Linked DNA regions of Homo sapiens: region 1 is linked to region 2. The links are chromatin loops, found by intact Hi-C in ENCODE. Cell type or tissue: A673. All regions are shown on one strand. Links, peaks and the distances in the headings refer to the core of each region. The heading gives the core; the rest is flanking DNA. Region 1 overlaps FLT3 (fms related receptor tyrosine kinase 3). Region 2 overlaps PAN3 (poly(A) specific ribonuclease subunit PAN3).

The links. Hi-C counts contacts between places; a loop is a spot of excess contacts. Peaks named below come from ENCODE experiments on the same cell type or tissue, not always from the same donor. Only the 100,000 strongest peaks of a DNase experiment are listed, where the experiment ranks them.
Region 1: it touches region 2 in a loop (2.4-fold over the local background); 1 of 110 quality-filtered maps calls a loop at or near these places.

Annotation. Positions count from the first base shown.
Region 1 is chr13:28,008,260-28,012,655 of GRCh38, forward strand. All of the region lies in intron 23 of FLT3 (fms related receptor tyrosine kinase 3), which reads right to left. Among named protein-coding and RNA genes, the nearest start is that of URAD, 22 kb to the left of the region's middle. In A673, for the core only: no CTCF peak of the experiment used is centred there; DNase peaks (open chromatin) are centred at 2,012 and 3,302.
Region 2 is chr13:28,272,425-28,276,820 of GRCh38, forward strand. The region is part of intron 14 of PAN3 (poly(A) specific ribonuclease subunit PAN3); the gene reads left to right. Among named protein-coding and RNA genes, the nearest start is that of PAN3-AS1, 140 kb to the left of the region's middle. In A673, for the core only: a CTCF peak has its summit at 1,711 (motif pointing left); no DNase peak of the experiment used is centred there.

The DNA of each region.
Region 1 (4,396 bases), core at 108-4,107, 260 kb before region 2:
AGCAAGAACCTGTCTCAAAAAAAAAAAAAAAAAAAAAAGGAAAAAAAGGTTAGCTATTGATTTTCATTTTTCTTTGTTTTCTAATAAATGAATTTAGAATTATGAATTTGGGTAACTCTCACAGGTTTTAATAGGCAATATCCATTTTTGCTCCTTCTCCCTCTTTCCCCTTCTTCTTCTTAAGCAAAGACTTGCTTAAGAGGCATGATTTTTATTTTATTTATTTATTTTTTGAGACAGAGTTTCGTTCTGTTTGCACTCCCAGGCTGGAGTGCAATGGTGCAGTCTAGGCTCACTGCAACCTCCGCCTCCCGGTTTCAAGCACTTCTCGTGCCTCAGCCTCCCAAGTAGCTGGGATTTTAGCTACCTGCCACCACACCCAGCTAATTTTGTCTTTTTAGTAGAGACGGGGTTTCACCAGGTTGGCCAGGCTGGTCTCGAACTCCTGACCTCAGGTGATCCACTCGCCTCAGACTCCCAAAGTGCTAGGATTACAGGCGTGAGCTACCACGCCTGGCTGATTTTTAATTTTGGTATATAAATTTGGGGGCTTTTTTGGTTGGGTGATTTTTTTATTACATTGTATTGAGATTAGTGAATGTGGCATTCACTAACAATGCATGTTAACAACTTTATTTATTCTGAGATTCTCTTTCCTAAGTAGGCTTACTGATTGTTGCCATTTTGTGTTTTATTTTTGTATTTTCAATTTTTATTTATTTATTTTATTCTTTAGAGATGGGATCTCTCTCCTTTGCCCATATTGGAGTGCAGCAGCCCAGTTATAGCTCACTGCAGCCTCGACTTCCTGGGCTCAGGGAATCCTCCCAGCTCAGCCTCCTGAGTAGCTAGAACTACAAGCTTGCACCACCACACCCAGCTAATTTTGTGTTTTCTATTTCCATGAACTCTCTTTATTTTTCTCTTCCCCCATTTTGTTGGACTGATTATGTTTTCTATGGTCATTTTCTTCCCCTGTACTGAAACAGAAGTTATGTGTTACGTTTCTATCTCACCCATATCGTTCTTACATTTTTAACACCCACATTTAATCTTATGTTGATTTCACCATGTGGCTGCTCCTGCTTCAGAACTTCTGCAGTGTCCCAGGACTTCTTGCTGCCTTTGTGTTACCCTTGTCCTTGTTTTTCCCAGGCATCCTCTGTGGTGGGTTTTCCCTCTGCAGTGCAATTTTAACTGCTTTCATTGTCTCAGGGATTTTCCACAGTTTCTGGTCCACAAAAAGATCTCTTTCTTACTGTCAAAGCCAATTATGGCCTCACTTTTATTTTAGTTTAGTTTAGTTCTGTTCTGTTGAGACAGAGTCTTGCTCTGTCACCCAGGTTAGAGTACAGTGGCATGATCGTGGCTTACTGCAGCCATGACCGCTCCCCAGACTCAAGCGATCCTCCCACCTCAGCCTCCCTAGCAGCTGGGACCACAGGAATGCACCACCACGCCTGGCTAATTTTCAAATTTTTTTGTAGAGATAGGGTTTTACCATGTTGCCCAGACTGGCCTTGAACTCCTGAGCTCAATCTATGTTTGTGCCTCAGCCTCCCAGAGTGCTGGGATTATCAGTGTCAGCCACCACGCTTGGCCTCCCTTCTCTTAAAACAAAACAAACTTATTTCCTATAATTTATGGGGCTGAGTAGGAGAGGGGAGGTGATGTTAGTTCAGACCCCTTTTCTGAAACAGGGGACAAGTATGTGCCCCCTTTTATCAGCCCACAGCCCCTGCCTAGTGTGCTCCCTCAGCGTGCCCATCCTTGCTGCTGCCGCCCCTCTCAACTGATGTCCTGACATCTCATCTTCTGCCTCGCTTTTCCAAACTTCCTTTTATGCTCTCTTTTTCTTTCTCATTCCAGAAATGTTTGCTGAGCGCCTTCCACGTGCTAAGCATCATGCTAGCAGCGGGGTCTATAATGATGAACCAAACAGATGTGGTCTCCAACTTGCTTTCATGCTGACTTCATTCATTTACTTAATATCACATGGCAAGCACTACCCCATGGGGTGTAAAGATGAACAGGAAACAGTATTTACCCTTGCTAATGAAGTCTAGTGACGACAGAGAGAGACCCATAATATAAAGTCATCCTACACTAGGATTTGAGTCTCACATGGAGTTACAGCTGAAAGTGTTAATGAGAATTCAGAAGCAGCAGCCTGAAATCTGACTAGGGAAATTGGGGGAGGCTTTGCAGAGCACAGAATATTTGATCTGGTTCTTAAAGATTGAAGCATGTTTGTCCATCCTAAAAATCTTCATCGGTTCACCACTGTCTAAATGCCTAGACAGGTAATCATGTAATCAGTGATCTCCCTGATCTAATCCCATTGGTGTTGAGGTTAGACATAAAAGCCTTAACCTATGTTTTCTCCATGCATTTCCCACTCTTTCTCTCTGGTTCTCTGAGGGCCCTTTTCCTTCCCTAGTCCTTGATGCAGAAACAAAGATTCTGGCCGGGCATGGTGGCTCATGCCTGTAATCCCCCCACCTTGGGAGGCCGAGGCAGGCGAATCGCTTGACCTCAGGAGTTTGAGACTAGCCTGGCCAACATGGTAAAACCCCGTCTCTACTAAAGATGCATTAGCCAGGCGTGGTGGCAGATGCCTGTAATCCCAGCTACTCAAGAGGCTGAGGCACGATAATTGCTTGAACCCAGGAGGTGAAGGTTGCAGTGAGCGGAGATCACGCCACTGCACTCCAGCCTGGGTGACGGAGTGAGACTCTGTCTAAAAAAAATAAATTAAAAAGAAAAATAGGGCCAGGTGGGGTGGCTCACGCCTGTAATCTCAGCACTTTGGAAGGCTGAGGTGGGCGGATCATGAGGTCAGGAGTTTGAGACCAGCCCGGACAATATGGTGAAACTCCGTCTCTGCTAAAAACACAAAAATTAGCTGGGCGTGGTGGCGCGTGCCTGTAGTCCCAGCTACTCAGGAGGCTGAGGCATAAGAATTGCTTGAACCCAGGAGGCAGAGGTTGCAGTGAGCTGAGATCATGCCACTGCACTCCAGCCTGGGTGACAGAGTGAGACTCTGTCTCAAAAAAAAAGAAAAGAGGAGAGGAGAGGGGAGGGGAGGGGAGGGGAGGGGAGGAGAGAAGATTCTACAAAACCTTTCACAGATATAACAGGGAAGATCACCCTGGGGAAGGTGACAAGGCCAGTTTTCCAACCAAGGGACTAGATAGGATTCTGCAGAGTGGGCAGGGCTGCCTGCGTGGCTGTGTGGGTTGTGCCTTGCACCAAACAAAAGTGCCCAGCAGAGCGGGCAAGATGGCTGAGACCCACGCCAAGCTCTCCTCCTTCAGACTGGCTTAGACTGAGGCAGGCTGCATGAGCCCTAAGTAAGGGGTTCCTCTGGACTCCTCCCACCCGGGGAGGGGGGCATTTCCTTCCTTCCTTCCTTCCTTCCCTCCTCCTTCCTTCCTTTCTTTCTCTTTTTCTCTTTCTTTCTTTCTCTCTTTCTTCTTTCTTTTTTTTCTCTCTTTCTCTTTCTTTCCTTCCTTCTTTCTCTCTTTCTTTCTCTTTTTCTTTCTTTTTCTTTTTTGAGATAGAGTCTCACTGTGTCACCCAGGCTGGAGTGCAGTGGTGCCATCTCGGCTCACTGCAACATCCACCTCCCAGGTTCAAGCGATTCTTCTGCCTCAGCCTCCCGAGTAGCTGGGATTACAGGCATGCGCCACCACGCCTGGCTAATTTTTTTTTAGTAGAGATGGGATTTTGCCATGTTGGCCTGGCTGGTCTGGAACTCATGACCTCAAGTGATCCGCCCACCTCAGCCTCCCAAAGTGCTGGGATTACATGTGTGACCCACTGCAATGGGCCATGGGGGCCTGTTTTCTAACCTGCTTAAAGGAGCTACCATTTTCTCTGGGTGCTTCTGACACTGGTCACAGAGGGTCAGGGAACAGAGTGGAAGGAACTGGGAGAAAAAGTTTGTGAACCGTCTGTCCCTAAGCATGGATTCTCTCAGCTGATTAATCATGCATGGATATGTTGCCATTCAACGGTTCCTGATACCTGACAGGCCCCCTGAACACAGGAAAGGGGATCTGGACATCCTGTGAGTATGGGGACAGGAAAGGAGAAGCTCAAACCAAGACCCAAGTGGTCCTGAAGCCTCCATCCTGGCGACACGAGCTTTGCACTTTTTTTTCCCTCTCTACTCCCCCATTCTCCCTGTATATTAGGCACAGCCATCTACTTGCCACTCTACTTTTTCAACTTTGGACTTTTATTTATATGATTCATTCATCCTGGAATATCCTACTCACCCTCTACTCTCCAGCAGACAAGATGCTACTCAGTCCTCACATCCAGCTCACAAGTTCCCCACAAATCCACACCCAACTATGCAATGAGTAACATCAATCAGTCCTCTCTTAGC
Region 2 (4,396 bases), core at 176-4,175:
TCTGGCTAAAATTTTTTTTATTTTTATTTTTTGTAGAGATAGAGGCTCACGATGTTGCCCAGGCTGTATTTCTTAACCATTATGATGTACTTAGTGTAGAGCCCTTGTGGGTTGGAATAAAGAGAATTCATGACAATGTCAGAGACTCTTTTTTTTTTTTTTGAGGCAGAGTTTCACTCTTGTTGCCCAGACTGGAGTGCAATGGCGCGATCTCAACTCACCACAACCTCTGCCTCCCAGGTTCAAGCGATTCTCCTGCCTCAGCCTCCCGAGTAGCTGGGATTACAGGCATGCACCACCATGCCTGGCTGATTTTGTATTTTTAGTAAAGACAGGGTTTCTCCATGTTGGTCAGGCTGGTCTTGAACTCCTGACCTCAGGTGATCCGCCTGCCTCGGCCTCCCAAAGTGCTGGGATTACAGGCATGAGCCACTGTGCCCGGCCTCCTGATAACGTCAGAGACTCTTAACTGTTCAAAATGAAAATGTATTTATGTGATTTAGGAAACGTGTCCTAAGCATAGATAGATTAAAACAAGACTAATCAGATGAATGGATTATATTAAATGACACCCTTCTTTTTCACTCCTTTAATTACACCTATTATTTTTACTTTTAGAACACTTGTCTGACTACCAGTCATGAAATTTTAGAAATGTTTTCATAGGTTTGTTATTGGATTGCCATTTTCTAAGTAATTTTTTTATTTAGTCAGAACATACCACTCACTTCTTATACTTTATTAGTATTTGATTATTGTCTGACTTCATTTTATTAGTGTTGATTTAGGCCTCGTGATGCTTCTTAGCTATTTTGCTGTTTCTTATTTCCTGATTTAAATGATAAAGTATCGAAGAATAAGAACGTATCTTCAAGCATTAAGAACAGTTGCTTTAGGCCAGGTGTGGTGGCTCACACCTGTAATCCCAGCACTTTGAGAGGCTGAGGTGGGCAGATCACTTGAGCTCAGGAGCTGGAGACCAGCCTGGCCAACATGGTGAAACCCCACCTCTCCTAAAAATACAAAGATTAGCCAGGTGTGGTGGCACACACCTGTAGTCCAGCTACTCAGGAGGCTAAGGCAGGAGAATCGCTTGAACCTGGGAGGCGGAGGTTGCAGTGAGCTGAGATCGCACCACTGCACTCCTGCCTGGGTAACAGAGCTAGACTCCATCTCAAAAAAAAAAAAGAGAATAGTTGTTTTTGCCTTGATTACTCTGCAAGTAACAAAACTAAAGTAAATAGGTCATTCAGTTTGTATTGGAATGCTTCACATTAGGATAGGCAGCTATGATTTTAAGACAATTTTAGTTCTTTGTGTATAAGAAGTTTTTGGGTTTTTTGAACATTTATTAACTTACAAAGGTTTGCTCTAAGGCAGAATTTCTTAATTACATGGAGAAACACCTTATTCTTCTCTTTTCAACTTATTTTGTTTAAAGTTTTGGAAGAAGATTTTAGTTCACTGATAGAATTTCAGAACAAAAAGAGAACAAAAAGGATAAAATGAGAAGTAGAGTCTAATCAGTGTTTAGTATTTCAGTTCATGCATAAATCTGTTTTGCTCGTAAACCACAGAGAATACAGTCCCAAAGACTTGCAGGCACTCATTGCATTCAGTTGTTTGCAGACGTTTCACACCCTTCTTTCCCTCTGCTTGTGCCCACCTAACCTCAGCAGCAGCCAAGCTGTTCTGGTTGATAGCAACATCTAGTGGGCAACACAGGGAGGAATATGATTAGTTCTGTTTTTCCCCCAGCAGCATCATTCTGTTCTTCTGCCTGAGGGCATTTGCCCCCTCTTTCTTATCTGGAGACATTGTTTCTTAGCTACTTTCATTCTTATCTTCTCTCTTATACTTAGTGCCTAGGTAGTTGGCTCCGATTAATTTTTCTTTATGACCTTTATGCTTCCAAAAGTGACAGATTATTGACTGTTAAAATATTAGTGAATATATACACTTGGATATACATCCAAGCAGATAATATTAAATTTTTGAAGGAAAATTACACATTTTTAGAGCCAGTACCATCATCTTCTAATGTAAGTATCTAGAAACCCGTGTCTGCATTAAAAAAAAAAAAAACTGCACACGCTCCTCATTCTTTTCTCAGTAGGGTTCCTTTTCAAGTATGTTATGAGTCGTGTAGTTACCTTGAAAAACAAAACTTTTCATAAGAAAAAAATCCCTGAGTTCAGACAACCAACTTTAAGCATTTAGGGCACCTTATTAATATTTGTAAGTCAGGATATGCCTTCATTCATAAAATCAGGCAACCTTCAATTAATTATCACCTGTTTATTTTTTTCAGCATTAAAGGATATATATCAGGCTTTCTTTTTTTGGGTATATATGTGTAGCTGATTTTTTATATTGCTTATTATAGTAAGGTATAGGAAAGAATTAAAGATAGTCCCAAAGGGGGAGTGTGATTTTACAGAGAAGAGGATACATGAGGAGTGCATTGTTTCTTGTAGTCTATTTTTCATAGTTTGTTTCAGACACGTGAATAGAGACTGACTTTGAGTAAAATGGACATAAGTAGAGCCATAGATAGAATCAGAAAAAGAAATCAAGAAGTCAAGAATCAGGAAGAAACTGAAAATCAGTTGGGGGGCAAATCTCCTGAATTCAACAAATGGGGGGAAACCAGATGGAGGTAAGAAGCAAAATAACAAATGGAAAATTATTTAGCTGAGAAATAAGGAAAGGAGAGTTACTGGGTTTTACGGTGTGAAACTCTCTTAAGATTTTATTAACTTCTTTTGTTTAAAAAAACAACTCTAATTTAATCTGGACTGTGTCATACATGTACTTTATTTCAAAAAGTGGATGTTCTTACCTTGAGTCCGCTTTAGAGAGGTGATGGGATGTACTAAAAATCAGATGTTATTTTTTAAACCCATCTGGTTCTTCAGCTCTCTTGGACCATTTTGGTTTTCTGTCTCATAATAGAGAATAATGGAATATTCTGGGAGGGAGGCTTAATACAGCATCAGTTCAGGGTGGAACCAAACTGAAAATTCTGCTGCTTGAAGAGTTGGAAGACTGTGTGTTGGTACCTGCTGCTCAAACACGTGATAAATAACAACAATCTTTGGTATGCTTTGCTGGATACTTTGGATTGAATCGCCCATAGAAATTTATAGTTGGCATTTATATGCACTGATTTCTTTTGGCTGAGATTTCTGTAATTTCATGAATATAACTTGGAATGTTTTACTTGATCTAAAGTGTGATTGAGAGGAATTCTTTTTGGAGTTCATCACAGTGTCCTCCAGCAAACAGAAATGATGGCAACAGTAATAGTTCTCCTTCCCATGCCAGCTTCCCTCCTGCCATTCTGGGCTCCTGACTCTATCACCAGTGAAGTTTTAAAAGTTTTCTGGGATGAATCTTTGAATCTTTTCTAATAGATTCAAAGTAGTTTGTCTACCTAATCAGTCTGTCTCCTTATCTCATGTTCAGTGTCAGATTCACAAATGCTAGTTTTGGATAAATTTTTTAGTATGAACTTTTAAATGTTATTTTAGTAATGGAGTTTAACGTCTTTTTACTCATTATTTGGGTAGGCTGTTGTTAAGTATAACCATATAATGCTAGAATTTCACTAATGATTGCCTTAAAGTTACAAATATTCCAACAAACCAGTGGTTCTCAATCCTGGCTGCATATTACCATCATTTGTGGAAGCTTAGAAAAATACCAATACCTAGATTTTTATCCCAGACTAATTATACCAAAATTGGGACGAGGGGATGGCTACTGCTGATTTTGGTTTTGTTTTTAAGCTTCTCAAGTGATGGTAATATACAGCTATGCTTGAAAATTCCTTATAATAAACGAATGTTCAGTAAATGAACGTGTGTCTAATAATTTAGATGAGTTCTCAGATTTTAAAGATCTGCAAATGTCTGTTGTAGAAATTGCTTCAGGTGGTTTCATGTTAACTCTGAAGTACTCCATTCTTGAAGGCATGTGGTTGTTAATAGCTTCCTACCAATCAGGGCCACTTGGGATGACCATACTGTTTCCTGGAGTTATAATAGGTGATAAAGGACTTAATTCAGCCAGCTGTCTTTTGAAAATCCTTTTAGAAGGAAAGCCTCAGAATGGTAAATCTTGAGTGGGAGAGGTTTTAGGAAAGCAGGTGGTGGTTCCAGAGCTCAAAGATCTGTTAGAGTGTGAGGAAAAATAGTCTATTTGGAAACAAAGATAGATGGGATGTCATTCATTGAGGTTTGCAGCATTTTTGATGTTCTAGAGAATTTGCTCTAAAATCTGGTTAATGCTAATGTTTGTAATAGGATAACTTTTCTTCAGATAATCCTTCACATTCCCACTATATTCTGGGAGTTACAGAAAATGAGCAAAGTATGTATGTTAAGTTATAGTG